Regions from separate parts of the Mus musculus genome. Here region 1 is linked to region 2. A link is a loop called in an ENCODE intact Hi-C map of the cell type or tissue named here. Cell type or tissue: gastrocnemius. All regions are shown on one strand. Links, peaks and the distances in the headings refer to the core of each region. The heading gives the core; the rest is flanking DNA.

Region 1 (15,848 bases), core at 4,060-12,059, 64 kb after region 2:
AAGAAAGGACTGTGATTGATTGCTTGACTGGAGGTTTCTTTTGTGATCTGACTTTTATTTTTTTCTTACTGACCGTATGTGGCAGTAAAATCCATGGGCAGCTCAGGTCAATGCAGTTGCCTCCGCAGCCACTGAACCCCTGCAACTACTGAATGACCAGTGCAAAGGCTAACTCACGAGAGAGGGCAAATGGGATCTTGATGTGATTATGAAAACAGAGTAGCTTCACAGCCTTCCCCTTAAAGGGTCCTTAAGACATCCATCATGCCCTTGACAACAGCTCTCTAGAAGGAAGCAGTTATCAAAGGGGGAGGAGACAGTATGGCCACAGCCTATGTGAGCAGGCATGGATTCTGCAATTACAAATGGACTCTGACCACTCCGTTGCGTGCAAACATGCTGCCATCCTCTCTAAGCTCCACATCCCCTCACTCTGTAATAGAAAGAATTACAGCAAGGACAGCACACACTTCCTGGACTGAACGTGACATTTACATATGAAAATCCACCTAAAAGGTGAACACAGTGACCCGTAGAGAGAGGAGGCCAAAAAACAAAAACATGGCCAAGTCCAGGCGCGATTATAGGACAGGGAATGTCAGTGGGCCTTTGTGGCTGACTTCCTGTGAGCTGCACCTCATCCCCAGGTCCCTGGAGTGAGCCACACTGACAATAACCCAGGAGAGCAGAGGAGGAGGCTCATAAAGCGTGATAATAAATTCTCTTCAGCACCTCCCGAGTCGGAGGTGCCTGGGGGACATCTGATACATAATTAAAAGATGTGTCTGAGATGCAGAAAAACTGTTGGAGCTGAGAAAATGTTGATTAAGAGACCCCATATGACATCATTTTAAGAGCATTGGGCAAAGACTGGAAAGCAGACATGACTGCAGGTCTTGAAGGAGGGGGACATGGAGGGTGGCAGGTGGGGAAGTCAGAGTGATTATCTACATATCAGAACAGAAACCTCAAAGATGCTAATTAGAGGCCGTGTATTGGATCCAGCAATTAGCTGAAGTCTTCATCTTAAGAAAAATAAGAAACAGACCCAGAAAAAGCTAAGCAACACCCTCTGAAGTGACTGTGGCCAAACACACATGTTTCTTTGAGGCCAAAATTTTCTATATATTCCATTTTTAGTTGAATTTGTTTTTCCAATACTGTTATCATGTTGCATTGAATCCAGTTATTTTTACAATTGGAATTTAAAGATCTAAGTTGTGCATAAAAACGAAAGAAAAATTAATCTGGGCCTTTCAGCTTTGTTTTCTGTATCAGCATGCTAGGATTTGATCATAAGCTCCTGAATGTTTGTGAAACCAACCAATACCATGGCTATACACTCTACTAAACTGTTAATGAATCAGAGTCTGAGAAAAATGACACAGTAAACATTAGGGAGATGCTGTGGAACTATCAAGGCAAAACACACATCGCCACTAGTCATGTGGTCCTTGACTTCTCATCTTATGAAAATTTTCAGAGAGACAGTTGGAAAATGTCATTGCTAGCTATATGACCAGTTAATATTCTCATCCCTTCCTCTCTCCATGTGAGTCTCTCTCTCTCTCTCTCTCTCTCTCTCTCTCTCACTCTCTGTCTCTCTCTCTGTCTCTCTCTGTCTCTGTCTGTCTCTCTCTGTCTGTCTCTCTCTGTCTCTCTGTCTCTGTCTCTCTTTCTCTCTCCTGTTTTATGAGAATGCATACTGGAGACAAAATCAATTTGTTCTGGTCTGTTATGTCAGAAGGCTGTAAATTTACCATCTTTGGGAATGAGAAGTTGCTCTATGCCCAGAACTTAAAAGATCACAAAAACTTCACAATGTATTTTCATGTACTTGATGATGAATGAGTTAACAGGAAAACTTGGACCCGTTGCCCAAGACAATATGTGCTGTTGGTATCAACAAAGGAGATTTTTATAGGAAAGGCAGAGTCTCAAAGATAAGTTGAACGAATTAAATATCCACTGCTAAAGAAACTGCTTGTTTTTGTTGTGCTAAGAATTTTACCCCGTGGTCCTTATGCATCCTCCGCAACCCTCCACCGCTAAGCCTGATCCTCCTCAACCTGAAAAAGAGGATTCACTTCTTCCTTTGAGTATGTGTGGGGGTGAAGGTGGGGGTGGGGAGATAGGCATGCGCATTTGCATGCCTGCTGGGGATGGAATCTGGGCTCATAGGTAGTAAGTAAGGCCAGAGAGCTTGACCACTGAGTAATACCTACCCCCCCTCCCCTTTTTGTCCCCAACAGGACTCTCATTTAAAACTACTGGCTGCTTTATACTTATCGTTGATTCTGTTAGTATCATGAAAAACAGCCTGATGTTTTATTGAACATATACATTGGTCATTTGGCACAGTTTCAATAGCTACTAGATATTCACAAGCAGAGTTACATACTACTTTCAATATTTCAAAAGGAACTTTGAAATAACTTCTGGCTGGTATAACTTCCTAGCCAGATGGCTTTGAGATTCCATGATAATAACAGAACTCTGTTAGATGATTTGTATATCTGAGATACACACAAGTACTTTATGTCTATAAACTTAGTCACATGGCAAATGTATCATGTTGATTGCAGTCTTGCTTTATTGATATTATTTTTATTCTTACTTTACAGATGGATAAATATAGGTTCATGTAAACCATATACCTTGACTAAATTTTAAAGTCAGTAAGCTGAGAAACCAATATTCAAATCAGGATAGTTCAGACAAAAAGCCACATTTCTAAGACTGAAACGACCAGATTCTGAAAACCTATTTGCTGACATGGAATTAGGATGGGTAGTCATCTCGCTATGGGTTTGGTATGTGTAGAATCTGTACTGGCATACAGCACAGTGGTCTCACATAGAAAATATTGAAAACAGAAAGCACTGATAATAAACATTAGACACATTTGTAAATGGATACATGATAAAAATGAGACACGCATGTAACTAAGACAAGTTCCCGTATATGCAGGGAACTTCTGAGTTGTATAAAATCAAGTGAAAGCCCTAGGCTTGCTCTTCCACATCATGTGCCTTTCAGTGTCTCATCAAGGACTTTGGTACCTCTATTAGAATGACTAAACAAACCCATTAGGAAAGTAAGCCTGTGGCCAGGGTACCATGCCATTGCCAAAGCCAAGTGCAGTTCTTTCTTTTGCTCATGCCCCCTCGCTATCAATGATGAGTGATTGTCAGCACGTGAGCACTGTTTACTAATTTCCTGTTGAACAAGTGGATTTGTTCTTGTCTTTTGCTTCCCGTTGACTCGTATCATGGTGAGGAGGGCATTTTCCAGAGAAAGAAAGCCCAAGTTCAACTTGCCTTTGGAACAATCATCTAGGAACTAATAATTAGCTTACCGAGGCTGATGTTCTCTGTGACTTTGTCCTTATCAGATCACTTATAAGCTGAGGAGACAAGAGCCAACTAATGACAATTAAGCCAACCTTGTTATACAGGAATCAGCCTTACTGGCTTTAATAGCCCTTGACATGTCTTGCTGAATGTTTACAAACTGAAGTAGGTTTTGTGTGAGCCCCAGTGTGCTCTCCACTCTGGGTGCATCCTCCAAGCTCTCCTGCAATCAGTGCTTAAGGAAAAGGATATGAGACCCCATTCTGGCCAATGAACTTCGAGGACGGTTTGTCAGGGGGCAGGCTGTAAGTGCTGTTTACAGTGGCTGGAAAGGAACTGACTGGGGAAGGCATCCTGTCTGTCCTGCACCTTTCTGCATCCCAGTCGCATCCGCATCCGTAGCACTGTCTCAGCCAGCTTCCAAGCAGAGCGGATGCCACTTTGAGGGCAGAGCTGACACAGTGAGTGTGGCCGATCACACAGACATGTTTACCCCTGGGCTCTTGATGGACGGCTCAGCTCTTGGACCCAAACAACCTCTGCACTGCTTGTTATGTCCAATAAACATCCTCCCTGATGACAATCCGTTCAGACAGTTTTCCTAGTTAGTTGCTGCTGATATACCAAATAAAACAAGTACTCACTGGTCAGTTCAAAACTTAGCCAGCGCAGAAGCCAGCTCAAAACAAATACTAACCACCCATGTGGATGTCCTTTATCCGGTAGAGACAGGTGAGCTCTGGCTCCAATTACCAAATAAATATAATAAAATCGAAAGTAAACACAATTTTAGGCAATTTATAAAATGCACAGAACGAATGTTCCTCTTACAGGAAAAAGAAATGTAGCTAGGTGAATTTTTTCTGGCTTTCCGTATCATTCCTCGCCCCAAGGCCATGCCTGCCACACCTTATCCATTTGTTTATTTAGAGAAACACACGGATGGGGGCCGGGGAGGAATGACACTTTCCTGCCTTCTTTTTGTTTGGGTAGAGCTGTCCTTGTTAGCAATAAAAATTTCAGTTTGCCTTCCACAAATACAAATTTTATTCTAAAGTAGTTAGGTACCTTTGGGAGTCACAGCACCTCTGTTTGGAAAAGCTCCAGGCCCCGTCTGGGGAGTATCTCATTTGTTCTTACAATATCCCTTGAAGGGATTCTGTGGTTTTTTTCCCCCCAGCAAGTCATCCTGCCACGAATCCTTGACAGATAGGTCATTGCTGACTAACTCTGGTGTGCTAGACTTCAGCTCTCCGGCTTCATCATCATCTGTGTCAGAAGAGAACACAGTGAAGTTAGCCAAGTACGCTGGCCACAGGCAGTGTGGTGGTGTCTGTCTCTGGATCCTGGGTTGGAGACTTGGTTTACCTGGGGCTTTTGATCAGGAAAGCAGACTTGATGCCAAGCTGGCCGTTTGATCTTTGTAGACAGCATGCCCTGGCATGCTCTAGTAAGCAGGGGCCAGGAACCACTGCCAGCATCCTAGGGTGCGGGTGGGACTCTCTCTTCCAGCTGCTTTGGTTCATTCAGTCTTTCTAGAGACTGGCAGGTGAAGGGCTCTGCCTGCCTACCACAGCTTCCCTGTCTCCTCTCTGCTTGTACTCCCTCCCCCTTTGCTTCTCTTCCTCCAATATCTCAAAGAGCACAGAGGGAGCTAAGACATCCCCATCCCTTCTCTAGCTTCTCTCACATTTTCTCTCCACCTGAAAAGCTGTTTCATTGAACATTAAGATAACACGAAGCATATTTAATGGCTTCTAAAGGTAACTTTTAGACAAGCACTTTAAACCAGAGCACTGTACAAACCTAACATAACCATCTGATCTTGCTCTCCTTCTATTAGTCGTGGCTTATCACAGGCTAACTCAGTGAACATGACTCTACCAAACAAGGTAACTAGCCTTCTCTCAGAAATTGATCATTTAAAATATTACCTGCCTGAGTTCTCTTTCACAACATTCACAGAGCCTACTAAGAAATTCCCATTTTCTACTTTCTGGCAAAAATTTAAATCCTTGTTTTAAAATTTCATAACATCTATTAAAATTTCTGTCTCTAGATGAATGCTCTCCAAAGCTACCAATCTTCTGCTCTATCCTGTCACCAGACACAGAATATTATTAAACCCTCTCAGCGTCTCTCAGTGACTTAGAGTCACTTTAGCCAAGACTGGAAACGCCTCTGTGACCTGACCTGTACTTTCCTCTCCAGCTGCTTACTTTGTGGTACCAACAGAGTTGCTCTACTGTTCTCTGGGTATAGGACAACATTGGTGTCACCTCACCAAGCCAGCTGATAGTTTTATATATGCAAATGAGGACTGTATCTTGAAACTTGGCTTTTTTAGAATGGGGTTAAATGATATGTGTGTGCTCATATACACATATGTGAATTTATGTAAATCGAGTTTTCCATAAAAGCTGGAAGTTTTTAGTAGCATTGGTAATATTAATAGTATCACAAATATTATTTTTCTCAACAATACCCTTGTGATACAGGCTAGATATGGAGTGTCCACCAAAGACCCACTGATGGAAAACTTGGTCCCTAGCCCATGGGGCCATGGAGAGGTCTACCAGGAGGAGCTTTGGTTATTGGAGTCATAGCTTTGAAGGAGATATTGGAAGCCTGCTCTTCCCTCTTCCTGTCCCTATTTCTGACCATTACGAGGTGAACATGCCTTTACGCCAGAATTTGAACATGCTGAACTCTGCCATCACAGGCCCAAGGCCACGGACAGGGTTATACAAACATGGACTCCAGAAATGAGCCCAAGTGAAACATGTGATCTTTTAAATCGATTTTCTCAGGAATCATGTCCAAGTGTCAGAAGCATAATATACACTACCAGACAGCAACGTGCATACCCTGACTTCAGCTTTACACTGAAATTACAGCCATCCAAAAAAATTGCTAATGTTTTCGCCTTCCCAGACACACTGTTTCTGAACATTGCTTTCTTTGACTTCACAACTCACAGGTAATTTGATTTTAAATACTCTGGCCTCTAGCTTGACATATAATAAGAGTGATTTTAAATAACCAAACCATCAACTTAGTCATATTTCTCAAGTCTTTGAAAGGTCTTCACCGGGGGCATAGTGAGGTGGGGTGTGAACAAAGAAGACGTGAATCTCAGTGCACCCCTAAAGCCCAGCCCAGTAGTCTCTGGCTCACTTCTGGTCTCTCTCTTCCCCATTCTTAGGAAGCTGCATTTGCAAACTGGAGGAAATGTATCTGCTGGCTTTGGCTACAAGTGGGAGGACAACCTCATGTACCCACCAAAAAGAGCAGTGATTGTTACATGTGGCCTCCCACTCTGATTTGTATTTTGCATCCTTTTTAAAAAAAATTAGTATTTTAAAGACAGGGTCTCATCTAACCCTGTTTTTAGCTCCTTATGTAGCTAAAGCAGACTCAGCACTCCAGATAGGCTGTCTCCTAGCTCCTGATACTCTGTGATAATACATATGTGGCCATGTCCATCTCTGTTTTCCATCTGGAGACAAAGTGTCACTCAATAGCCAGATCAGACTGTCTTGACATCATCATACAGCTCAGGCTGGCCTTGTACTTGCCATTTGGGTTCTGTCTTCCGAGTGTTTAGATTACAGGTCTGTCACAGCAAGCCTGGCTACATTATATCATAATGTGACTTCTATCTCACTTATTTTCAAAAGGGAGCCTTGGTTTACAGACTGGGATATAAAATTAAACACATGAACTTCAATATAGGAATCAATTAAGTCAATGTTTATTTTTTTAAAAAAATCATTTTAGTTACTTTGTGCACATGTGCACATAAAAAAAGGGTGCTGGCCACAATGGTGTGCATTTGGAATGAGGCCAACACGGCACACTCCTAGCATGTGGATGTTGGCTTGAACTCAGGCAGTCTCTGTGGCTTTTATCTGCTGACCCATATCACCAATTCTATTATTTTTTTAAAAATTGTTTTATTTATTCTTTTGTGTCTTGGGGTGGTTTGCCTGTATGTATGCCTGGATAATTATGTGCATGCTATGCCTCCTGAGGGGAGAAAAAAGTGTCAAGGTCCCCCCCCCCCCCAGGACTAGAGTTACTGCCAGTTGTGAGCCCCTATGTGGGCTCTGAGGATTGAACCTGGGTCCTCTTGAAGAGTGGTCAGTGCTCTTTATCAATGAGTTCCAGCCTCTAGGGTACTTTAAAAATATAATTCCTTTTTTTACTTAGAAGAGAGAGAGAGAGAGAGAGAGAGAGAGAGAGAGAGAGAGATTTCCAGAGGTAGGATGGGGTACAACAGGCTCCAAGTATTTGCAGTTATATACAAATTTCCAAAACTCACGTAAAAGAGACAAACTTGTTCTAAGAACTAAACTGGAAAAGTGAAAGTTTTCTTAGCACATATCCTAAGAGACAATGGGCAATGCCCTCAGTAGGCATCCAAAGTTAATTTAGCAGAGGCTCATCTAAGGCTTAATCAAGTAAGTCTGCTACTGAATAAAATTAGTTCAGAACAGAGAATTTCATTTAGAAAGTGATCCAATGGTTCATAAACATTGCTCTCATGTGAATGAAGCGGCATGTCAAACCGAGAGAGACTCCTTAAACAGTGAGTCTACCTTTGAGCCAATTTTATTAAAACTTCAGCATTCTAGAAACTTCCCTGAGAAACCACATTGCATAAATGAGGAAGTGGTAGCTCAAAGGGCATGATGGGAAATTTCCCCTAAAAGCGGTCAATGATGCCAGCTGTAGAGCCTGAGAAATATTTAATCAAAATTCTAATTTTTTTTAAAAAATTTGATATCACTAACATAAAGAATTAAAATTTTCTAGAAAGTTGAATTTTGATTCTTGAGGTTTTTATCATGAAGGTGGTTTTAAATGGCCAAATGACTGAGGTGGCTTGCTGTGAAATACTGAGCAGAGTCTAGGAAACCAACCACATATCCAGCCCTCATTGTACCTACCATTCTCCTTGCAGCAAACCGAACACTGCATGGCTATCCATGTTTACTTACAATAAAAATTTGAGTTAGATAAAATCCCATGGATTGCTCTACACATTGGACACAAGAGATTCACAACTAAATGTACATTCTAAAAACAAAACAAAAACAAACAAACAAACAAACAAAACCAGTTAATTAACCCATGATTCCTAACTGTGGTACATCATGGACATATTTAAAATATTTTCCCTGACTTGGACTTTCTGTTGAACATGATCCAGGATAAAACCAAAACCAAATGAAAAAAACAAACCTCCATCAAAACAATAACGTGAACAACAAAGTATCATTCCCACCATTATAACACTAATCAAAGAAGCAAGACATAATAACTAAAAATCAAATTGATTTAAGTCATTCCTCTAAAAGTTTCATTTACTCTTGCTGGGCAGGGGTGGTGCAAACCTTTAAACCCAGCACTCGGGAGGCTGAAGCAGGCAGAGCTCTCGAGTAAGGCCAGCCTGGTCTCCAGAGTGAGTTTCACAACTGCCAGGGCTACACAGAGAAACCGTGTCTTGAAAAGCAAAACCAAAAAACAAACCGTTTTCTCAATCTTAAGCATGAATCTACACTTCTTGTGAATAAACTATTTTTTTTCCTATAGAGCTACCCTTAATTTTTATATCAAAAATAAGTATTGGCTATTGAACTAATCAAAAAAATTTCAGATTAGAAAGGATCTTTCAAGCCATCTAGTTCCTCTAGTTTAGTTTATAACAGGGCTCTTGAAACACAGCAACAGAATCACCTAGAGGGCTTATTGTTAAATCGAGACTTGCCCAGCCCCTCCCCCAGGCTGCTGCTGCAGCTGGGCTGGGTGAGGTCTGCTCTGCAGTTCTCACTTGCACATGACTGGTGCTGGCACTTGTGGTCAGAAGCCACAAGTACCATGGCCATGCCTAGTTCATAGCATCAGTATAAAAAAGGAGACAAAGCAAAGAGAGGGAACGGTGTGTGTGTGTGTGTGTGGGGGGGGGGGGGGTGAGCAGAGATAAGAGAGTAATAAGGACCCCACTATGTTATTATAATTAAACTGCACAAAAAAGAAAGCCAAATGTGGGCTGAGCTATGCATTTGTTGTGTTGAAAAAAAAGGATCTCATATAGCCCAGGCTGGTTTCTTGCATAGCTGAGGCTGACCTTGAACACTTGATCTTCCTGCTTCATCTTCCCAAGCATTGGAGTTACAGGCGTGCACCAACACAGTCGGCCATATTTTGTTTTTATTGTTTAATGTTAGAAACACACACACACACACACACACACAGACACACACACACCCCGTCCTGTGCATGTATGTAATATGAGTCTCACTTTAATGACTTCTCAGAAAGGACAAGCATAGCTTCCTCTGTCTCATTTATCCACTTAATGTCATGCAGTGCGATTCCACTGAACCTGGAGCCTTGAAGTGATTGATGGCTTCGCAGAAGCCACCAATGGCTTTCTGTCTCCCTGCCTCCAGCCTGATTGCCACACAGCCTATTTTAATCCCAGCAACCAGAGTGATCTTGGGAAAAGAGAAATTGAATCATGTCATTCCGTAGAATCCTGCAGCAGCTGCGGGGGGCGGGGGGGGGCGGGGGGGTTGAGTTGCCTGCTTCATGTTGCCTGCAAAGTAGCTTCCGGCTCCCCTTTATGCCTAGGAGTATATAAGACTCACAAACTGCTTCTCCTTTGGGAAGCTGGAAAACTCAAGGCTCACCTTCAAGTACTGACCAAATTTGCCTTAGTAAAGAGACCTGCTTACCTCCTCAATTCCCAATCCTACTTAACTGTCTCCTTAAAGGATAGGTCCCCTTAGCCTGTGCTGCATATCTTACTTGTTATGTTGATTAGTCATTTGCTGCCTCTCGGGGTGGCTCGGTAGCTAGTATGCCTCACAGAAGCTGGTCTATGCCATATTATTTGCCCTCTTGTGGGCATCACTCTGTTTACCATCCATCCCACGTTCATTCCTGGAACAGGGCAGAACACTAAGAGCTCAATGAATTTTATTTGGATCACTCAAGATTTAAGGATTTTTTTTTCCACCAACATTTCATGGCTTTGCCTTTAGAGTTAGTAATAGGAAATTCACACCACAATTTTCAAAGTCATGTTTCCTATGCATGCAGACATTTTTATAACACCGCTACCAGAAAGACAAAAGTGTGCAGTGATGTAGAGTCTGCTAAGTAAATAAGGTAGTTTGTCCATCCATTAGGATGAAAAAAACAGGAAAAGGATTCATGGCAATAACAAAGCCACATTCCCTGTAAGCACAGTATGTTCTCACTATGTAGTCGCATTCAGTCCAGATCAAACATGCATTACAATACTGTGTATCCCAAAGATAAACCTATAACTCTGCTGTGGACTGGATTCTCTTCACAATAAAGCAACCCGAGGACAGAATGCTTCATTCTAAGTATCTCACTCCAAAATGCCTTAGAGAAACAATGTCTCAGAGAGAGAACACTGCTTAAGCACTTACTGTATACCAGGCACTGATAAGCTCAAAACAACCATACAAGATAAATGTGACTAGCGCCCTCATATTTAAGGTATGCAAACAATCTTGAGCAAGGTGGGGCTGTAACTGGCTACAGGCCACAAAGGCCAATGACCTTTTGTTGGGAAAAATAACCAACTTCTCTGGAAACATTTAACCCATCTACGTCACCAGCAAAAGTGATCTACTTTCCATTCCCCACAAAGCCCCTGGTTTCTGGCATGGGGTTCAAATCTGCTCATTCTGCTTGGTTTAAGTCACACTTTGGGGTCCTAAGGCGCAGTGCACAGCAATTCTGAGTCAGAAGTCACCTTTGCTTTCTCCTGGCCTCTCAAAGTACGCTCACGCTGCGTTTGAATTCATGCGGTAATTAAAACTCTATCTTCTGTTTCCTTGCAAAGGTATGTTTCTGCCTCTTTGTCTACTAGCACATTCTTTGGGGGCTAAAAGGGTTCTGACTACTTATAATAACTAGAAAACTGTTCAGTGAGTAAGTGCCTGCTGAACACCATTGCCTAATTTGAATTCTGAAAATGTCTGTCTAATATAAATCCACCGATCACACATAAGAACTCAGCACTGAAATTGTGGTGCCAAATTTTGAAATAACATTAATATGTTGGGTATGCAATCTTTAGTAAAACATATCATCTATACAAATTATTTTGACTTTTTTTTTCATTTTCCATTTCAGTGTTAGCATCTAGAACATTTAAAGGTATACATATGGGCCTTGTTATACTACCATGGGTTAGTGGCTGCCTTGTAAAGAGGACTTCCCTAACTCCACCACACTCCTGCAAGCAGCCATCTATCCCATGATCCTGAAACAGTGCTTGGAACAGGCTAAGTGCTCTTGAAAATGCATTACTCCCTGAAGTAATAAATTCCATGTTCTAAGAAGTCCTAAAAGAAAGGGTCTTGGTCTCTGGATTGACAATTTTCTATTTCCTTTAGTCAGATTGTTGTCCTTAGAGCACGGGTTTTTTTTTGTATGAAGAAATACTCCAGTGAACAAACTGGCTTTACCCGAAGCGAACGTTCTTGGTGCGCGTGCACTGGAGCAAACCCTATATTTCCGTCTGAGTACAACAGAATTATGGGAAGCTTTCTGTGTTGGAATAAATTCAACACTGTGAATAGAAAGCAAACAACATGGACAAATGTCTAGTCCTCGATCCCTACACCCACCGTAACATCAGCCATATTGACAGCCCTGGGAGGTGCCCTTAGCAGTGTTTCTGCTACTGCTTGCTGGTACTGTGTGCTTTAGGCAGTTTCTTTCCAGGCAAACACAGACTGTTTACCGACTGAATCGAAATGACAGCACACTGTTTTCACAACAGAGCTCTGAGAGCCGATTGCCTTTTCTGCTTGGCAACCTGAGGAAACTTTAGATCTGGGATCTTGAGGTACAACTTGCTTGTATCACTTCAAGATGGCGATGTTGGCTTCCCTACAGGGATCCAGCCATTCCTTCCACTTGAAGTTTAAAATAGAGAAGCTGGAGGTTTATCTCCTCCCAATCAGGGAGGCACTGATCACTTCCTTCAGATCTGTGCAAGGGGCAAACCCGGATGAGGAACAGGATGATTTGAGAAGTTCTGAGTTCTGTGCTGTGTGATTCTTCATCAGCCCAAGGCCAAGCGCATGGTGAGGCCTTCTCTGACAAGAATGTCCTGAGAGGAGATGGTTCTCATACCATAGACCCAGGTCACCTAGTGGTGGTATACGGAGACAGCGCAACATCATAGAGTATGTGCCACTGACTCCTGCCTTTCAGAAACAAGATTTAAAATAGTGATCAATGAGAGAGAGAGAGAGACAGAGACAGAGCGGGGGTAGACTGAGATGAGAGGTAGGGAGAAAAAAACAAGGTATGGAACATATATAGGTTATATAATTCAAGCAACCTGTGTTCTAGACTATTAGACTATTCTCTGCTCTCCCTTGCTAGGATATACAGTGAACTCTCAAGATTACTCGTATTTAGTGTCTACATCCAGAGAAGAGTAAGAAAAAAGTAAGGTCAATCTTTCTACACCATCCCATGGAGAAAGGTGAAAGAGACAGCTACACCTGTCTTTAGGAAAGTAGATATTTACAGGTGGTTTGAGTATGGGCGCTGATTGGGAGAGAGGAGGTCATGAATGAAGCTGGGAAAGCCTACCATTTCTGGGTGTGTGTTTTTTTTTTTTTTTCAAAAATCAGGTATTACAAATTTAACTGCATGGTATGCTCTAAATGTTCATCTCTTCTTAGAGTCGGAGTGGAGGGTTTAACAGTACCTGGTGTTCTCAACAAAGGCCATTGAACCCTGCTTTAAAAACTTTCCAGAGACAAGAGGATTACACCCAGTAGAGTGTGTGCTGATTTGGGGGAAGATTTTAGTGAAGTAAGCACTTGTAAAGATCCTCTTTCTCTCTGCTTAAATCTGCTTGTAGATCCTATGAAAGCCTTTCAGGAATACAGATGTGAGCCCTTCCTAGATCTAGACATTGAATGCCTCACTATGGCTATTCAATACGGTACATGAAATTATCGCCTCAAATCCTTTTCTGAGGATCTCCATACAAATGACAGGTTTTTTATTTAAAGTGTTGTCCCCTTTTAAATGACGTATTAATAATTACTTGATTAAAGCTCCTTAGAGGGTAGCCTTTATAGTAAAGAAAATGTAAAAATGGTGTATCTTTGCAAGGATCTGAATTCAGGACCAACAGCGTCTGCACTTTTTTTTTCTTCCCACTGAGCCGAGGGCAGTGGCACTAAAATAGAGCAAAGAGACTGTGTGCCCTGGCCTGATTTAGGTGTGGATGATGCCATGGACTGCAGTGGGAAAGCCAGTCAGGAAGGACTCGGCATGGGAAGGCAGGAGGAGTGCTGCTCACTGAACAAGTCTTTTGCAGACCAAGAAGAGCCATTATACCATAGGTAAGTGAGATTTTTGTCTTAGATAGGAATTACAGTGGCAACATTCTCAGGAGAGCCAGGGGCATTAGCATGGTCTCTGTACCCTCATTCTTCTGAAGACAAAGAATCCAGTAAGTAAGAAGCAAACGGGAGCAGGCAGGATGCACAAGGGGAAACCTCAAAGGGGCAGAAGGGAAGGGAGAGATTTTATGTGCACCAGGTATCTTGCTGAGAATGTGGGTGATTCAGAATTCCAATTCTGAATGGGACTGTATAGTCACTGCTTCTTCAAGTGACCACCCCTATTCCACATTTTAAAAATTCATAAGTTCTTTCTTAGAGCTATTTCAGGTTTGTAGAAAATTGATGGGAAAGTACAGAAAGTTCCCACATCAAGCGCCCCTTCCTGTGACTTAAATATTTAGTGTTCAGGGTTTTTAATCAGAAGAAATTGAAGAAAACAGTTAGCAATAATTTCTTCGTGCATAAAACTTCCCAGAGAGCTTTCTTATGTGGTGCTGATTATTCGAAAATATTTTTTCTCTTCCTTATTAGCTTGATCTCACATGGTCTGACACCAGCACCTTTAATGTGCATATAAAGAAATGCATATTACAATGTTACAACTTTGAAGTATAAAGTAAAATCGTATCTTATAGGCACACAAGAAGCAGCCCTGGTTATTCTGGTGATATATGTTGATTTTTCTCTGTTAATTTGCATAAATATCTACATCATGATTTACATTTGTTGTGCTACTTCCTATTGACTCCTGATCACTGCCCTTGCCTTTGTAAAATGTACAAATGATATTGACTAGAAATGTTTCCCTCCACCCAAATCAACTTCATTCTTGTAACTCTTGCCATGTTGGTAGAGGGGAATGGATAAATTAACAATAAATTTGTTTTCCACACCAGATACTTTAAGGGAGCCCTTCTTTGATGTTTCATAATTATTAATACTTTGCTGACTTACTATTCTCATTTCCATTGTGGATAATCCAACTGTTTTGCGTATATTAGACAGATACATCTTTTAAAATAAGCAATTAGTCCGAGTGTATGAAACCAAGTACTGGCTCACAGACCTTCATAAATCGGACTTTGAATGTGGTAATACATTCTTTGTACCTCTCCTAAAAGCACCAACTACCTGCTTCAAAATATAGAGGTTCTCAACCTAAGATTTAGCAGACCTTCTTTATATACTGAACACCTTACTGACTTGATTAACAGAATATTAGAAGCTGGACATGTAGCCCAGTTAAGTAGCAGTATTGAATGGTGAGGACCTCATAGGGAAAAGGGCCAGGATATAAACTGCTCTAAAGGGCCGAGAGTGCTCTTTACCCCAGAGAAGACTGTGACAAACTGACACAGAAAAGCACCTAAGGTGTTAACCAAGAAGTGTCTCTGTAAGGAGCTAAAAAGCTGACTCACCTGAAGAACGGAATGCCTTTTTAAAAATGCATTTAATTATTAACCTACTTAGAGATTAGGTTAACACACTTCCTTCTCAGAAACACCACTCTTTGAAATTATGTTTAACAAAGAGTTTTGGCTTTGGGTTTGTTGTCTTTCTATAGAACGTGACTTCCTTCTAAACCTTCCAAGAATCACAGTCTCAAAATATTGGAAATCAAAATTTCTCGTTTTGAGCTGGATGGATTTTCAAAATGTGGTCAATAAACACTCTCCTTTTCGATTATTTGAGACTTCATTCTCAAGACAGCGTTTCATAAAGAACAGAATAATGAGGCTGTCAAGTGAGTTGAGGTTTACTGACACTTACTACCCAGTGCTTTACAGAGTATTCAATAAGTACCACTTAGGTGAGGTCAACTATCAGAGGTAATGATAAGAAGTTGCCTATCTGGAATCAATATCAGCTCATTTATTCCCATTGTTTCCTCTATAGAAATGGATATAAGTGCATTGTTTGCTGGTTTTCTTATTTATCTCTAATACCTTTATGTAACACACACCAAGTCGTTAGCATCTTAAAATGGTTTTGAACGTCATGGCTTTTTAGCTCTCTTTAACTTCTCTCAAGCCGAAGTTTCTTAGTTTTGCTTAATTTTCTCTGCCTGTTT
Region 2 (15,848 bases), core at 4,967-12,966:
CCTAAAAGCTCATCTCTGGGTAAGTCCAGTGTGGTAGACACATCACGGTAGACTACTAGGTGGTATTTACAAGTCATGGCTTCCACAAGCATTTTTATCATAAACATTCTAAGCACTATTTTTGTTTGTTTCAAACTGCGTATTTTGAAACATGTGGTCTCACCATATTTATGTCTTTACTCCTTTAAGGTGATTACAACCAAATCACACTGCATGTTATTTATGCTAAAAAAACAAATCTCAGTGTCTTTGTTAATGGATATATCATCTTTAATCAAGTGCAAGCCTGGATTTGAAGTGTCGATTTGACTGTGAGAATGATTACGACTGTTTATGATGTCTATAATTATAAGTGATGAGGATGCGTTTGCTGATGGATGGTGCTGTGCTTGTATAAAACCTCACAAGGACCATATGGATTCTGGTTGTTCTCAAAAAATGTCAAGTAAATATTAATTAGGCCATGTATTTAGTCGACCAGCATTGGTAAAAATAGTTTCTATAGTTCTGGAAATATTACATCATATTATGCAATTTATGAGGATGGTGTCATTTTGATAAGAAAAAGTTACACAAATGGAAAAGGTGATCTGTCTAGTACAATATTGCGGTAGACAGAGACACGGGTTTGGATGACCTTCTTGATGCTAAGTTGAATCATCATACATGCTGTGGACCTCTTCATTCAGAACATATTCTGTTTTGCTTGTTTGTTTATTTATTTGTTTATTTGTTGCTGTCTTTTGCCCAACTTCTTAATGTTAAAGTTCAGACTTTACTCCTTATTAATTTTTATTCTCTGCCTAGGAGTTAAAGCATGTTTGTAGATTTAAAAAGCATCTCTAGCCTGGTAGCCCCTAAATTCACACATGGGGTTCTGGCTTCTCTCTTGAGCACAAGACTTGGATAAAATTAACCATCTACTCCTGACTGCCTGATAAATGCACCTCCTCCTCTCCTCTACCCACTGTGCCAAACTTGTTTCCCGATAGTCTGCAGCACAGTTGCTGGTTCTGTCTGATACTCTTGTGTTTAAGGTAGAAGAATACCCATGCTCGGTCCACTCTGTTTCTCCATTCCATGTACACTGCTCATCAACAAATCATGACCTTGCTCTAAGACAAAAATCTTTCCTGGATGACTAAAGCAAATTCCTTATCTATCTTCCCACTTCCATTATTTAGCTTCCTTCCTCCAAATATCATCATTTAAAAAACATTAGCTACACCTCTGCATGACTTAACTCCCCAAGTCTTCCTCTCATAATTATGTATCATAAATTGTCACCATGTTCTGCACATATAATTACATGTCATGCATATATAATTACTGGTGAGGCTTTTGGTCCATGTCCGACTCAGTTTCCACATACAACCCCCCTCCCATGTTTCATCCCAGGCTAGCAGAACAATTTTCTTCCCTGTTTATTCCATTTCTACTTCTCCTCTTCACATTAGAGTCAAAGGTTAGAACCACGTGACTCCTTCTTCCGTCCATTCTCTGAATGAAAGTTGCCTCTCCCTGACCACCTCTTAGGGACACCTACTTAGACAGTGGCTGACAATGATTTCCTGCCTCCAACCCGGAGTCACATCCTGTCCTATGACTCTTTGTTATTACACAGCAGTGATCCTACCTTTAGATTTAGTTGTTTTAATAATCGAAGCTTATTTACTGTGCTTCCCATCCCTCAGAGTACAGTCTCTGCTAGAAATGTGCCTGTCTCCACTTAGCTCCTTTGACTACAATACTTTGTGTCTCCTATAAGGTTTTCATATAGAGTTAGAGAGTAAATGGGTTCATTTTAGGAGGTTAAAAAGACCACTGTGGTCACATTTAGTATGATGTGAAAGAAGTGACATTTAAAAAAATATAGCTACATTTCTCAAATATAGAATTAATTTTTCAAAGATATGAAATATTCCTTGTTGTAAGTCCTATCTTTCTGTGGCAGTTTGGTGCAGGGTCAGCAATTTGCTTTTAAGGTATTTTATTGAGAGTTTGGAGATATGGCTCAGAGTTTAAGAGCAGTAACTACTCTTCCAGAGGAGCTGGGGTCGATGCCTAGCATCTACATGATAGCTTATAACCATCTCTAACTCTAGTTCCAGTGGATCTGGTTTCTTTTTCTGGACTGGGTTGGTACCTGGCATGCATGTGGTACACAGACATATATGCTACCAAGGTACTCATAAAAAGAAAAATAATGGAAAATAAAAAGATATATTTTGTACTTTGAAAAATGATATCAATCTAGTGTATACTGTAACTTAACTCAGTCGATCCAGTTCTTTGAAGTTAACTTGTTATCATCTGCTAACATGAATTTATATATTTCAGATCTTGTTTGGGGTTAGAAGCTGAAAATCTAATATAAAACAACTTGCCCCTAATCAGTAGCAGTCTGGTAATTTTGTTACTCACTAAAAGACAAATAATTTTGGCATAATTGGATGCTTCTTTAAATATTATTCACTAGAAAATATCAATATTTATTTAACATAATTAAAATATAATACATGTATTATATATTATATAAATATAATATATATGTAAAGCTTTTGAGGTTACCTCACTAGTAAATTGTTGTCATACATAACTAAAATAAAATATGAGCAGTTAGACAGAGACTACAGAAGGGAAAAAAAGGCAGTCTAGTTTAAAATCAAGGAATTTGCAAACAAGTTTCAACTTTGTGATTAGTAGTTATGTCAAAAAAATTATTTAAACTTCAGTTTCCAAATATCTAGATTACAGTGAAGGCCATCTTTGTTTTTTGTTTTTTGTTTTTTTTTTTTTTTAGGTTTTTCGAGACAGGGTTTCTCTGTGTAGCCCTGGCTGTCCTGGAACTCACTCTGTAGACCAGGCTGGCCTCGAACTCAGAAATCAGCCTGCCTCTGCCTCCCAAGTGCTAGGATTAAAGGCATGCGCCACCACGCCCGGCTGAAGGCCATCTTTAAAGATCCATTCCAGCTCAGACTGCAGAACATTCAACTGTCCTTTATGAAGAGCTTTTTCAGGACCACCTTCGAGTAATCTCTATTATGCATGAAGATTGGAAGTCATTTATGGGGTATTGAATGAAATTTAGCAGACTGGTGGTGAACTCAGGTGAACACATTTTGGCGGTAGAACAACAAGTAAATGTAGGTGAGAAGGGCAGTGGTAGTTGGACGGACCTAGGCTGAAATGAGTGGACAAGCATATACAGCATCGCTGCTTCATATTCAAATGTTACAGCTGAAAGTGGAGTGCTTTTTGATTGCCCAGAAGGCAGGGCATGGGGAGCCTTGTTTCTTTTGGGAGACTGTGTGGCCTTGTACAGCGAGACATCTTAGACTACAGGGCACCAGCTGACCGTTATATCCCTAGGTGTCTCTATTATTTAGATTAAAAAGACAAAATAGTCCCAAAGCCAGACAGATCCCATGTTCCCAATTCTCCTCTTTCCACTCGCCTCAGGTCAGGCCAAGCAGACCTTTGTCTTATTCTTTGCCTTGGTAGATATCTCACTAGCTATAAGGATTCCCAACTACTTATTATAAAATAGAGAAGTATGTTATTGTCTCTACAGACATGTGACTGAAGGAATACAGAAAACAAGTCAATTATTATTATTTACTCACAAGTAATTTACTTGGGACTTAAAGTGAAAATTCTCAAAATTCCTGGCCCCCAATCAATCATGACTGACTCTCCTGAAGATTTTTAAATGATCAGTTAATAAGCTACGTGCTTAGATCTACTCCATCAGCAAATAGGCTTGTTTACGTGTGATAAAACCTCAAATGTCTGCCTGTGGTACAGAGCTGCCTCTGTGGGTTTTCTCTTACCACTTCTACATTTGGGACACTTCCTCTTTTTTTCTTTTTTCCTTTCCTTTCCTTTCCTTTCCTTTCCTTTCCTTTCCTTTCCTTTCCTTTCCTTTTTTTCTCTTCTTTTCTTTTGAAAAATGAGCTCCAATCTTTATTGCATAGAGAAAGAAAAACCTTCTACTCTTTTATTGCTAAATGTATTAAAACCAAATCTGTAAGAAGAAAGCTTTGTTCTCATTACTAAGACTAAGCCTGCTTTGCTATTAAGAAAAGACCTGGTCTGTCCCATGGTAAGGAGGAGCCTGCCTCCTCCTTCTGCTCTCTCTGCAGCTTCTTCTTTGTCCCCTTTCCCTCTGCATTCTGCATATTGCCCTCTTGATTTTTCTTTTCTTTTCTTTTTTTTGGGGGGGGGGGGGGATTGGATATTTTCTTCATTTACATTTCAAATGTTTTATCCTTTCCAGGTTGCATGAGAGCTAGGAGTTCCTGTGGACTTTACTGCAGGCTTTGTTGCTGTTGTTTGTTTCATTGTTTTATTTTAATCTCCATTGTTACATCAGCACGAATGAATAAAGGTGCTCGGTGCTAAGGTCTCAATCACAGGAGTATATGAAAACTCATTCTTATCAATTCCTAGAAATCACCTCTTATACTCACATCAACAATCAAGAAGTCCAACCAGCACCAGGCATTGGTGAAATAGGTTTGAAATCCATAGGCCACCCATTTGAGGAGCATTTCCAGGATGAAGATGTAAGTGAAGACTTTGTCAGCATACTCCAGCATGGTTTTGATGGTCTTCCGTTGCTCAATGTATATATCTTCAAAGGCCTGTGAATCAAGAAAACTTTATTTACTTTAATGATCTGCCTTCCCAAAACATTTACAAATATTTCTAGTGTCATATGAGAACCAAGAAACACTTAAAGGAGTATTGGCTTAAATCACTCAAATATTTTTCCATCAGGCAGAAGCTAAAGACCAAAGCTAGCTAGGGAATATTGGCACAGGAATGTTGGCATCTATATTGATTTTATATATGTTGTTATCTTTACTTCTCACCCAAAAGCAGCTACCTCAATCACTGCCAAAAGCATGCTTCCATTCATGGAAGATGAACTAAAGACATCTAGTTCATAAGAGATAGAACTTGCTTCTTCCAACAATATCTTCTGTGATTCCATCACTTATTATTAAAGGATAATTTCATTGTACGTAAAGAAAGCAAGATTCACAGATAATCCATAAATACAGTTATTAAGGCAGATTGGCCGACATTTGGCTGGGATGCTACCAGAGCCAGGGCAATGTGTCTGCAAATGGTAGATCAGCGAGCAAAACATCTGGTGGGCAAACAGCAGATGTGAAATCCCTTCTGTCAGTTTCATGGTTCTGACTTGTTTTGAACACAATTTTACAGAGTTCTCAGCTCTGCATGACACAGATACACCTATTGTTTTGATTTCTAAACTGAGTGGGCACTTGTAGTATCACCAGGGAGTTGGCTACCTCAGCAGAGCTTGGTTCGTGCCAATGCACAATCACTTACCAAAGCACCACTACTGAGGAGAATCATGAACACAATGAACGTCTCAAACCAGTTGTGTTCCACAATGCTATAGCAGGTCTTCCTAAGATTCCACCAGATTTTTCCTTTACCTTCTTCCGTACTTACTTGGCAGAAGGGAAATTTTTTAATGCATCCTAAAAAGGCAATATTAATAAAATAAATTAGGGAAATAGACTTTGATCATTAATATGAAAAAAAATAACATTTTTACTTCTTCCTTACCCCAACTCTAGCTCATTTTATAGGTAGCTGGCTGCTTTCCTGACCAGTTTTGTTTCAACACTCTCCTATATAATGAATCATACTTAAATTTATAGATTTAGAATTTATGGAATTTCCATACATTTGTTTGAGTAAAAAAAAATGGTTTATATTTTTCAATACAGGTTAGAATCACTTTGCCTTGAGGCTACTGAGGAAAATAGAGTCCTATTTCATCACACTGGTTTGGGAGCAAAGCCAGATATTCAAGTTGTTTATGCATATTCCCATGTGACCCTGGGTACTCACTCCCTTCTTTTCAAGCATAGAAAACCCCACTGCCTCCCTAGGTGTCAGCCACTGTCAGTCTTCTCAAGCTAATTTATATTTAGCCTTGCTTCTTTTCTTAGTCACACCTATGACTCATGTTGCAGTCCGTGCCTCTTATTCTGCTCTCTTCTTCTCTGCCTCCTAGACAACTTATGATTTCCAATTTCTGTCCAATCTGTTGCTCTCTCTCAGCTACTACTTGTCGCATCAAACCCCATCGCAACAAATCAATAAATCTTTATTACGAGATGAGCTCGCCACAAGGAGAACCACATGGCAGCGTGCCAACACTCTATAACACAACATCATTTCCAAACAGCTCTGGTCAGAGCACAAATTAGACAAATTTGGAACTAGGAGGAGTGAGTATAATTACTGTAGCTTGTATAAGTCCAGTTACCCGACTCCTGTGCATTTTGAAGGGACTGTCATGTCAATGGTGTGACAGTCCAGAATGATGTGCATTTCAAATGCTATTACAGTCTGGAGGATAAGGACAACCAGAGAAAAACAGAAGAAACAACAAAAACAACATATGCGCTTAGCATACTTTCTCATTGGTCCAGACACAGGCTCGTCTGTAGTCTAATCTGGAATTTTTAAGATCTGAAGCAACTTAAGACATATAGAGTGGATGGAACAGGGCAAACAAAATAAACATGCCCTTGCCATTTTTTTTATATGTGTCTTTTAAATGAGGCTTATTCAGATTCTGTAGGGATGAAGCATTTCAGCAAGTTAATTTCTTTACCTTCAGTAAAGCAAGCTTCTGGCTTAAGGTCCTCCTCAGGTTCAATTTCAGCTTGTTCACCTTCTCGGGGCGGAGCAACGTCAACTGTGCTTCCTTCAGAAGAGCTGGTTGCATTTAATTTCTGGAAACAAAGCCCATGTCAAAGATGTGACTCTCCTCCTTTACTCAAGTGATCAGGAAACACTCTGTCATATGTGTGGGAAAAAATGGCACTAAAAGTGACACCTTTAATTCTACTGGTGGTGATACACAAGAAACATGAGCAAGGTCTACTCTTTAGACAGAAGGACAGGAGTTAGTGTGGATACCTGGAAAGACAGACAACCTTACTTTAGAATCTTCATTTGCACATGAAGGCCATGTGCAAACAACTACGAATGCTACAGCCACATCAAGAAGGGTCTCATAAAGTTCAGGATGCTCTCATCTACTAATTATTTTAATTAAATGCATCAAATCAGATCACAACTTCCACCCCTTCAGATGGAATTTTTCAGAGGGCCAGGAACACCATCAGTTGCTTCTAAGTACTGTCCGTGTTTCTGTAATTTTAGCAAGGCAGGGCTACAGGTTAACATCAATCACACTCATTATGGCTCAGCTTTGAGCTATATTTTTCTCTAGCTTACATAATTTTCTCCTTACTTTACTAGAAGAAAATGATGGATCACCCCCTCTCATTCTTTTTTGAACATCATAAATGAATTCAACCCTTGCAAAGAATTCTAAATGAAATGGAAATTTCTCCATAAATGACATTGTCTGGAATCTTTATTAGGAGCTTATTCCGAGTGCAACGCATGAGCAGGCTGCGAAGTTTTCCTTTAAATAAATCATTGTGACACGGTCCACGGCAAGAATAGCCACCTTAATGTTGCCAGGATAAATATCTGATAAATTTTCTAGGGTCATGTGGGAACATACCACAGATGTGCAGTGTTTTATGGAAACTGAGGCAAAAAACATGACAGGCAGCAAGGCTTAGGGAATGTAAAGCTTTTAGGTGGAAGAACATCTCACAGACAGACCAATGGCTTCAAAGCTCCACTGATTTCAGCAGCCCAGTGTCTGGGTCACACTGTTCTGGCTTTTGGAAAGAGTGAATATACTAATCTAAATGGACCTAAATGCTTCCCTAAACAGAAGTTCTATTCGGAGGAATCTGGCTCGTAATTCCTGACTTATCTTAAATCTCAAGGCCGATATGTTCTTAATATTTTTGAAACGTGAACTAAAATCAAAGAGTAATTTTAGGATAGTGATTGCTTCTTGTGTTTTTATTTTGAGTTAACTATGCCAGACTAAATATTTAATAAAATATAAAAGTAATATGTATTAATATATGTTTAATATATCATCCCTTCTAGTGAATAGATGCTGGAGAGTGGAGCTATTTGATCATTTTGAGTTGATGGGTCTTAGAATTGTCATACAACACAAATTTTTACCTCAAATCCCTTTACGTTGGGAAATGTGGGAAGCTGAAACAGACTTTCTCCTCCCAAGCTTTTTGGGTTCTCTCAGCCAGGATACTTCTATTCTTAAAGAAGGAAAAGCCCAGGAAAGCTGCGACTGAGTATAGTGATAGCAGCTTCTGTTGTAACTCAGGGCATACTGGGTAATTGGAACCAGCACTCAGCTTCACCAGTGGCTGGTGGGGTGAATGCTATGGCTTTTGATGAGTGGGCACAATCATGCCACTGCATAAAGAGCACTGATAAGAAACAAAAGTATTCAGAGATGAGTCATAAAAGAGGCTCATATGCATCGTCACCCTCTTGGCCAGCTATGCTCAATAATGTCTTTTGAGCATGGTCATGATCTACCTTCTCCATAAATTCTGTCTTACATGACTGCCTCAGTTAAATGTCATGGTTCATTTAGCTTGCTACACTTTTGCCTTTGGCCAAATATGCTCATCTATACATGTGTGTGCATGTTTTTATATAGAAGAGTGAACAGATATACATGTATATGTCTACAAACATATACTTGCACATACATACCAAGTACACAGTACACATACATATTATGTATGAAAATGTCAATTATATAAGCAAGTAGGGAATAGATATAATCTTCATGTTGCTTTTATGAAGAGTGAATAGATGAGAATTACAATGTTTAGATCACTTTATCTCTACTTTTTGATAAATTATGTGAATACATTGATTTGAATAAAGTCTAGCAATATTAGAAAATGTTTTCAATGAATATTAGAAACATATACTTCCAAATATTTTTCTATAATACCAGGCATTCAATAAAGAATATTGAGGGGGGAATGCTATTACTATTATATAAATATATATGCATGTATGCTTTCTCATGTGAATATTTTTTAAAAATATACTTACCCTTCACTTCCCATTAACCAATGGCATTACGTTTAGTGTTCAATCAAATTTATCTTATCAATGCTACACTGATGTCTTATACTTAAATACAGACACTTATTTAACATACTATAATTTATTTAACATAGTACAATTAATACTAGCTACTAACCTGGATGACTAGCTTGCCCAGTGTGGACTACTAGATGTAATTTTGCTAATGTGTTGACTTAAAATGATACATGTACAGCTATAGCTAATACATTTGTATATCATAATGCCCATATCCAGTTGGCTCTGGAGATAATGCTATGTATCTTAGGGAGAAAACTTTTCTACCCCCCCCCCCATATGCCCAGTGCTCTGATATTCAGCATGTCTTAAAAATATGTGGGGAAAGGATCTTGTCTTCTTTCTAGTCTTGTCTAAAGAGCAGAACCTGCTTATATTGAGAGCTGTTTTGTAGCCATCCAAGAGATTTCCTGGTTATTAAGCATTTTTAGCTTCAGCCCTGGAAAGTTTCCCAAAGAATGTACAGAGGGCTTCTTATAAGTCCTTAGGACTTTCATGAACCAAAAACTGAAAGATGGTATACTAGTTTCTGTCTCATAAGTGTTTTACAGGAGGCTTCTACTCTCTGAGGGTTTAGAGTGAGCTTCCACGAGCCAGAGCTCTAGTCCTTCTGTGGTGAGCAAGGGCACAACACTGTTTGAAACCCTCGGGCCATATTTTGGTCATAGAAAATATTTTATTCTGTGAAACTACGAAAATCTTGTTTAAACTATGTGAAGACATCAAAGGTAGCCATTTTACTTACATTAGTAAATGAACCCATGAGTTGAGTTCAGATTAAGTGACATAAACTGTTCAATATACTACCTGGTATTCTCGAGTCACTGAGCACATGAAGAAATTCATATCTGCATTTTCAAATCACTATTTTACTTTCTAGAAAAATAAGCACTTACATTCTAGACATTGGTATAAGAACAGTTTATACTAATTCTATACATTGTTATAAATGACTACTTACTAAACATTATGAAATTCATACTCTAACAAAGGGTAAAATTCTTATCACTATGCCAAAACGACTATCAGATTAATTGAAAAGCATATGACTTATTTAAAAGCAGTGACTGATGATATATATATACAAAGGAAAAACTTACTTTCATTTATATTGCCAGAGTTGTGATACTACAATGATATCAAAAGAGCAAAGAAACCAGAAATGAAATTTACCATATTAAATTACATAAATACACTAAGTAGCCAAAGTTAATACTTGTTCCAAGGTAGTTAGAACAAATAAACATATCTGGAAATGTAGGCATAACAGCAGAAGTCCTCCACATAGTACAAGTTCAGTCTTGCTTCCTTGTACTATTTTCTCCTTAACCTGTTCAATATTACATGGCCCTTAAAAGTTAGAGTCTTCCATCCCTTGTAGAGACTACTGAGTCTACAAAAGGATGATGATTCAGGCTCTATGAATGCACGCTGGAAGCAGGATTTAAGATGCAACATTCTCCAGGCCGAACTCAGCCGCAGAAAACATGCCTGGCTATAGCAGAAGCCTGGCGCAGTGCTGTGGAAGCGCTCACTGATCCAAGAACCATGCTCTCAAACATGGTACTTGATTACTATGCTTTCCAGGTCAACTACAACTACCACTCACCCAGAGGAATGGGTTATCTCAAAAGAGGAAGGACAGAATTAGCAACCAAACAGGCCAAGAGGACCGTTTTCCTCCCCAGATCACGTGACCTGATAGAGCCCGTCCTCTGAATAGTGCTCTTGAAGTTTTGTCCAATTAAATAATAGAATTTAACTTTCAGAGATGGAAGAGAATGTTAGCAACTGGCCTACTTCCACTGAAATGCGCTCACATTTCATTCGTTTTTTCAATCAGTGCTCACATTGTTTGACTCTTACAAACTGCTGTATGGTTCAAGAGACAAAATAAAAGATTCAGCCATTACAGATTGCCTCAAAAATCGAGCCATTACTCTCAAGAATTCTCGATTTTGTCACACAGGTAGACAAAGAAAGTCTTTTTAGGACCTTGGTGAGATAACTTGGATATGAAAATTCATATCCTGGTTTAAAACATTTTATATGAACAACAAACAGCCATATACTGAGGCCATTTGTTGCTTGTCCAAGGCAAGAAGTGACTAAAACCAATAACTCACTTTCCAACCACTTACTGAGTGGTTAAAAAATATAAACTGCCACCATCTGGTTTCTCCTTGACATATGTTAAATGTGCAATACCCTCAGTGCTCCTTTTATGTAAAAATAGCCATATTCATAAAAGCATGGTATGTAAATGGAAAGTAATTACATTGTAGGTGAAGAGTAAGGCAAAGGGCATTAAGAAAGCAGGAGAGAAAGACCACTTATCCTGAAACGGGAGATAAACATTTCCATCAGAACCAGACATAATTGGGGTTTCCTCCACAGAAGAACACCAAGACAGTTTTTTAAAGATGGAGATGGGTTAAAGTGGCTATTTACATACCCATCTCTGCCTCTTGAAATGTTATTTGAAAGACAAGTCAAGAAATCAAAAGCTAAAGTCATTTTCCATCGTTTATCAATGTCTGAAAACAACACAGTGCTTTTTCCAGTAGGCTGGAGGCTCAAGAACTCAGTCAAATGCCTGTTCTTTAAAATTTTTCACAAAAGCTTCAGAAATGAGTCTTCCTGCAAGGAACATGATGAGACCTACAACTTCCCAACACTCATTCTGTTCAGCTAAATCAACAGCAACAGTGTTTTTCCACTTTTCATTAAAAAATACTTTTGTATTGGTAGGACTCAACAATTAAGTCTCAATGCTTCCATAGGAGAATGGATGTATAAATTAAACTCACAGACAATTGTAAGCTTAAAGTAGATTTTAGCCCATCAAAAGTCCAACATTTAGCAATGTTTGATTTCTGGTTAGTTTTCCCTCTAAAACTTTCACTTTGGCAGAAATCAGTAAGCAACACCACCAACAGGAGACAGTCAAGTCTACAGAGTAAAGACTCAGCTAACCCAGACTATCACAGTATTTGCAGGAGATGACTCTGCTCCTCAGAAAGCTATAACCAACCATCAAAACCCATAAATGTTCCAAGTGTCATTTTTTTTGCACACTCAGTCTAAGGTAGAACATTTAGGGTAAGATTAATGTACACAGGGAAAACACCAAGTCAAAAACGATTAACATCAAACAAAAAACAAACAAGTATGTTAGAGCAATGATTTAGTGTGCCTTGTGTGTCACATGGGACATGCTTACAGCATGGAGCCTTCCTTTGCTTTGCTTTAGGATGACCACCGTGTTTCTATCAGACACTTGACTGAAAAAAATTTTCCAAACTCTTCAAAGATACCTGGTGCTCAGATGCACATTCAGACAAATATCTGGCTTTATCAAGATCTCACTACTCTCCTGTTGCTTTTAACAGAGCCTTTCTGAAAGCATGAAAGCAAACATTTCCATCTGGAGCACGGGAATTTTTCATTAGAAAGTGATATTCATTGATCTGAATATAATGACTTAAAAATGGCAGTATTATCTCCCTCTCTCTCTTACACACACACACACACACACACACACACACACACACACACACACACGCACATACACACAAATCTCTTGAAGCTTATTTTGGTGGCACAGTTTACATATAAGGGCTGAATCATCAATAACAAAAAAAAAGCTGTGGTCTTATTTTAATGAAATAAAAACAGAAATTAAAAATGTGCATGCTCTCATAAGTCTCTGATTATATCGAATTGCTGGTATGTTTAAAATTTATATTGTGGTAAATCTCATCGGGCATGCAATTATTTCTGTTTTGAAAACTAAAAGACTAAAGTGGAAAGCCCATCAGCAGAATTAAACATGATGTTGGGACTGCCCATGTCGCCTGACCATGCTGTGATGTGTCACACGCTTCAGCAGAGAACAGCTGGGCCAGCCTCGCACTTCCTTGCCACGGCAGGGGAAGGAATGTAGCTGCAGAGCATGCAGGCCAGTCAAAATTCATTTAGGACGTGACTGTATTAGCACAACTTGCTTGGGTAACCTGGGTAAAAGTGGTGGCTCGAGCCTGTGGCTGCTTAAAAGACACCAGAGTGGCATTCTTGATGGCGCCAGCTTGGTCTCACCCTGTGAGAAGTAAGAATGGTCAGAAGTGAAGGTCATGGTAGGCTATTGCTAGATTGAATTTGGAATTCAGCTAAGAACATGGTCATTGAAAGCATTTCTCCTAAATCTTTCCTTTGGGAAGATAAGTCAGTAATCCTTTAAACATTAAATTAGAAAGATCTATAGTTATGATTATGTGAACATTGAAACCATAAAAACCAGAATGGTACATTAGAGAATGCTTCACTATTTGCAGAAATTCGAGTTTCCCTAAATTAGAAATATAAGTATTTTGAAATTCGTGTCTTCAATTCTTTCATGCAAAGCTTTGAGTTTGTTTCCATATCAGCCTGTTTATATAAGTGGTATATACATACACACATAATGAAGGCATTTATGAAATACACATTAGATAATGCATAAAATACTAGAGTTTATACCTGTATCAGGAATTGTTTATCCCTGGCATCGGTTGCTAGTCATATTTTATTACAGAAATGAGTGGAAATACTTGAGTAGTTCAGGTTTTCAAACCATCTAAGCTGATTGGTTTACTACCTAATGTAAAGGAAGAAAATGTATGCAATTTAGAATTTTTTTTAGTTTTAAGGATAAATGTAATAAAACTCTGTTGTGTTCAGCCTACTGGTTGCTTACTCTGTGAGCAAAACCAAGGGCTATCACATGCTCTCCAAAGTAGAACTCAATGCTTTACTTCAGCTGTGGTCCAGAAACTAGCAAAAAACAAATGAAAGTATCACGTGTGTGTGTGTGTGTGTGTGCCTGTGCAAGGTGGTGCATATGTGAAGTATACTTAGGTGGAATTTAGCTAAATCTGTCCTGTAATGTTAGAGTATACCAATATTTGCTATTATTTTTTAAAGTTCTATGTTATGTGATGTTTCTGAGCATATATGAGAATTTTCCTGTTGCTTTTGGATAGGTTTTTGTGGTACTAACTTAAATATGTCATCCACATAAACTTAATGTTGAATAAATGAAAAATTTATCATTTATGAAGCAGAACGTGATATTGAGAAACATACATAATAATGTTTTGATTATTCTTTGAGAATGTAATACATTGAACTTTGACCCTATTCCTTCCCTTACCTCAGATCCTCTCTCACTTCCCTACCACCAATCTTCATAACAATATAATTAAAAAAATTATATTCTGCATCTGAGTGTTTTTCCTGTACTTATAGATGTGAACCATGCAGTGCCTTTGGAGTCCAGAGCGGTGTCAAATCCCTTGTAACTGGAGTTACAGACAGATGCTACCTATCACGTGGATGCTGGGAAACAAGCCTAGGTCTTCTGCAAGAGCAGCAGGTGCTTTGAATCTCTGGGGCATCTCACTAGCTCCGCAGCAAAGCAATATTTAATATTGCTTTTTATGAGCATTTCAAAACCTAACCAAGTGTGTGTGTATGATGTTCCTACTAACATTTATATATTAAAAATGTCATTAATGTAATTGGACCTTATCTACTCAAAATTGGACTGAAAGGGTATAGAATTATAGAAATTGCCCAATAATAAATTTTTGTTGGGGAAACAAATGTTTTCCAAAAATTGACAATGAATGATGAATTACATTTTAATATTCCAAGTGTATGATGTTTAAGCCATTCAAAAGAAATATCTGTGGATCTTAAGGTGGCTTTCAAATATATTAAAAGCATTTTTTTTTCAACAGAAACACATGGAGGTATTCTTCACCAGCCCACTGTCATCACTCTCTGTTATTAATGCAATAGAAGTTCCTTTATTTAGCTTTGGCTTTTCTGTCTTTTCTTGACCTTACACTAGTCAGACAATTCTGTCCTTGGCTTTACCCTATTTTTGCCTTATAATTATATTTTGACCTCTCCTATTTTCAGGGACCCAGATAATTTTAAGTCTTCCATTATTTGGTCTAATTTTTGCTCTGAACTCCGACTCTGACCAACACTGTTACCTTCAACCCAACCATCCCTTGTTATCCATAGGGGGTCAGTTTAGGACTCTGCAAAAATCCAAACCAACAGATGCACAAGTCCTGTGTATAAACTGGCCTACTATTTGTAGTACATGCATTAACCTACACAATACTCTCATATCTAGACTATCTATAGTACAAAATACAATGTAAATAATTATTACCCTTCATTCTTTTAGGGAACAATAAGAAAACAGTATGTATCTATTCAGTAGACATGGTTTTTCTGTGATCTTTTTGATCAGAGTTAGACTGAACCCTGGTATGCAGAATCTATGGATATGATGTGCAAAACTTAAAGCTCAAATCGAATTCTTTCCATACAAACCTGGTGACCTTCCTCAGAAGCCCTTATCAGACAGTGGAATTGCCACTTTCTGATTCCTCAGATTCTTGAGGTCTGTTAAATTGCCAATTACTCTTGGTTCTCTATTATTTTGGCCCAGAATTTCACCATCTCATTGCTATAACAGTGTGTAAGTTAATCTCCATTATCTCTCAGTCTAACGTCCTTTACTCTTTAATAACAGATGTTCCTAGGATACCCCTTTCTAGTTGCTTCTGTTTCAGAGCACTCCTTCGTGACCATGCAGACAATTCCAAGCTCTGAGTTACTCTGCAAGGCTGCAGTCTGGAGCTTCCAGACACACCGGCACATCCTTTGCCCTGTCTCCTGCTCTCCACTCGCCTGAGTAACAGGAGCTCATTATC

What was found. Peaks named below come from ENCODE experiments on the same cell type or tissue, not always from the same donor. Only the 100,000 strongest peaks of a DNase experiment are listed, where the experiment ranks them.
Region 1: it touches region 2 in a loop (2.3-fold over the local background); 2 of 42 quality-filtered maps call a loop at or near these places.

What each region holds. Positions count from the first base shown.
Region 1 is chr2:65,542,754-65,558,601 of GRCm38, forward strand. All of the region lies in intron 1 of Scn3a (sodium channel, voltage-gated, type III, alpha), which reads right to left. Gm34833 (a long non-coding RNA gene) reads left to right here and starts at 11,018. Exons shown (of 6, transcript XR_003953838.1): 1 at 11,018-11,241; 2 at 13,103-13,774. In gastrocnemius, for the core only: no CTCF peak of the experiment used is centred there; DNase peaks (open chromatin) are centred at 4,808 and 7,193; H3K4me3 peaks cover 248 bases; H3K27ac peaks cover 385 bases.
Region 2 is chr2:65,477,679-65,493,526 of GRCm38, forward strand. It overlaps Scn3a (sodium channel, voltage-gated, type III, alpha), which reads right to left. Exons shown (of 27, transcript NM_001355167.1): 18 at 6,668-6,788; 19 at 5,365-5,519; 20 at 4,473-4,646. Among named protein-coding and RNA genes, the nearest start is that of Gm34833, 68 kb to the right of the region's middle. In gastrocnemius, for the core only: no CTCF peak of the experiment used is centred there; a DNase peak (open chromatin) is centred at 6,200.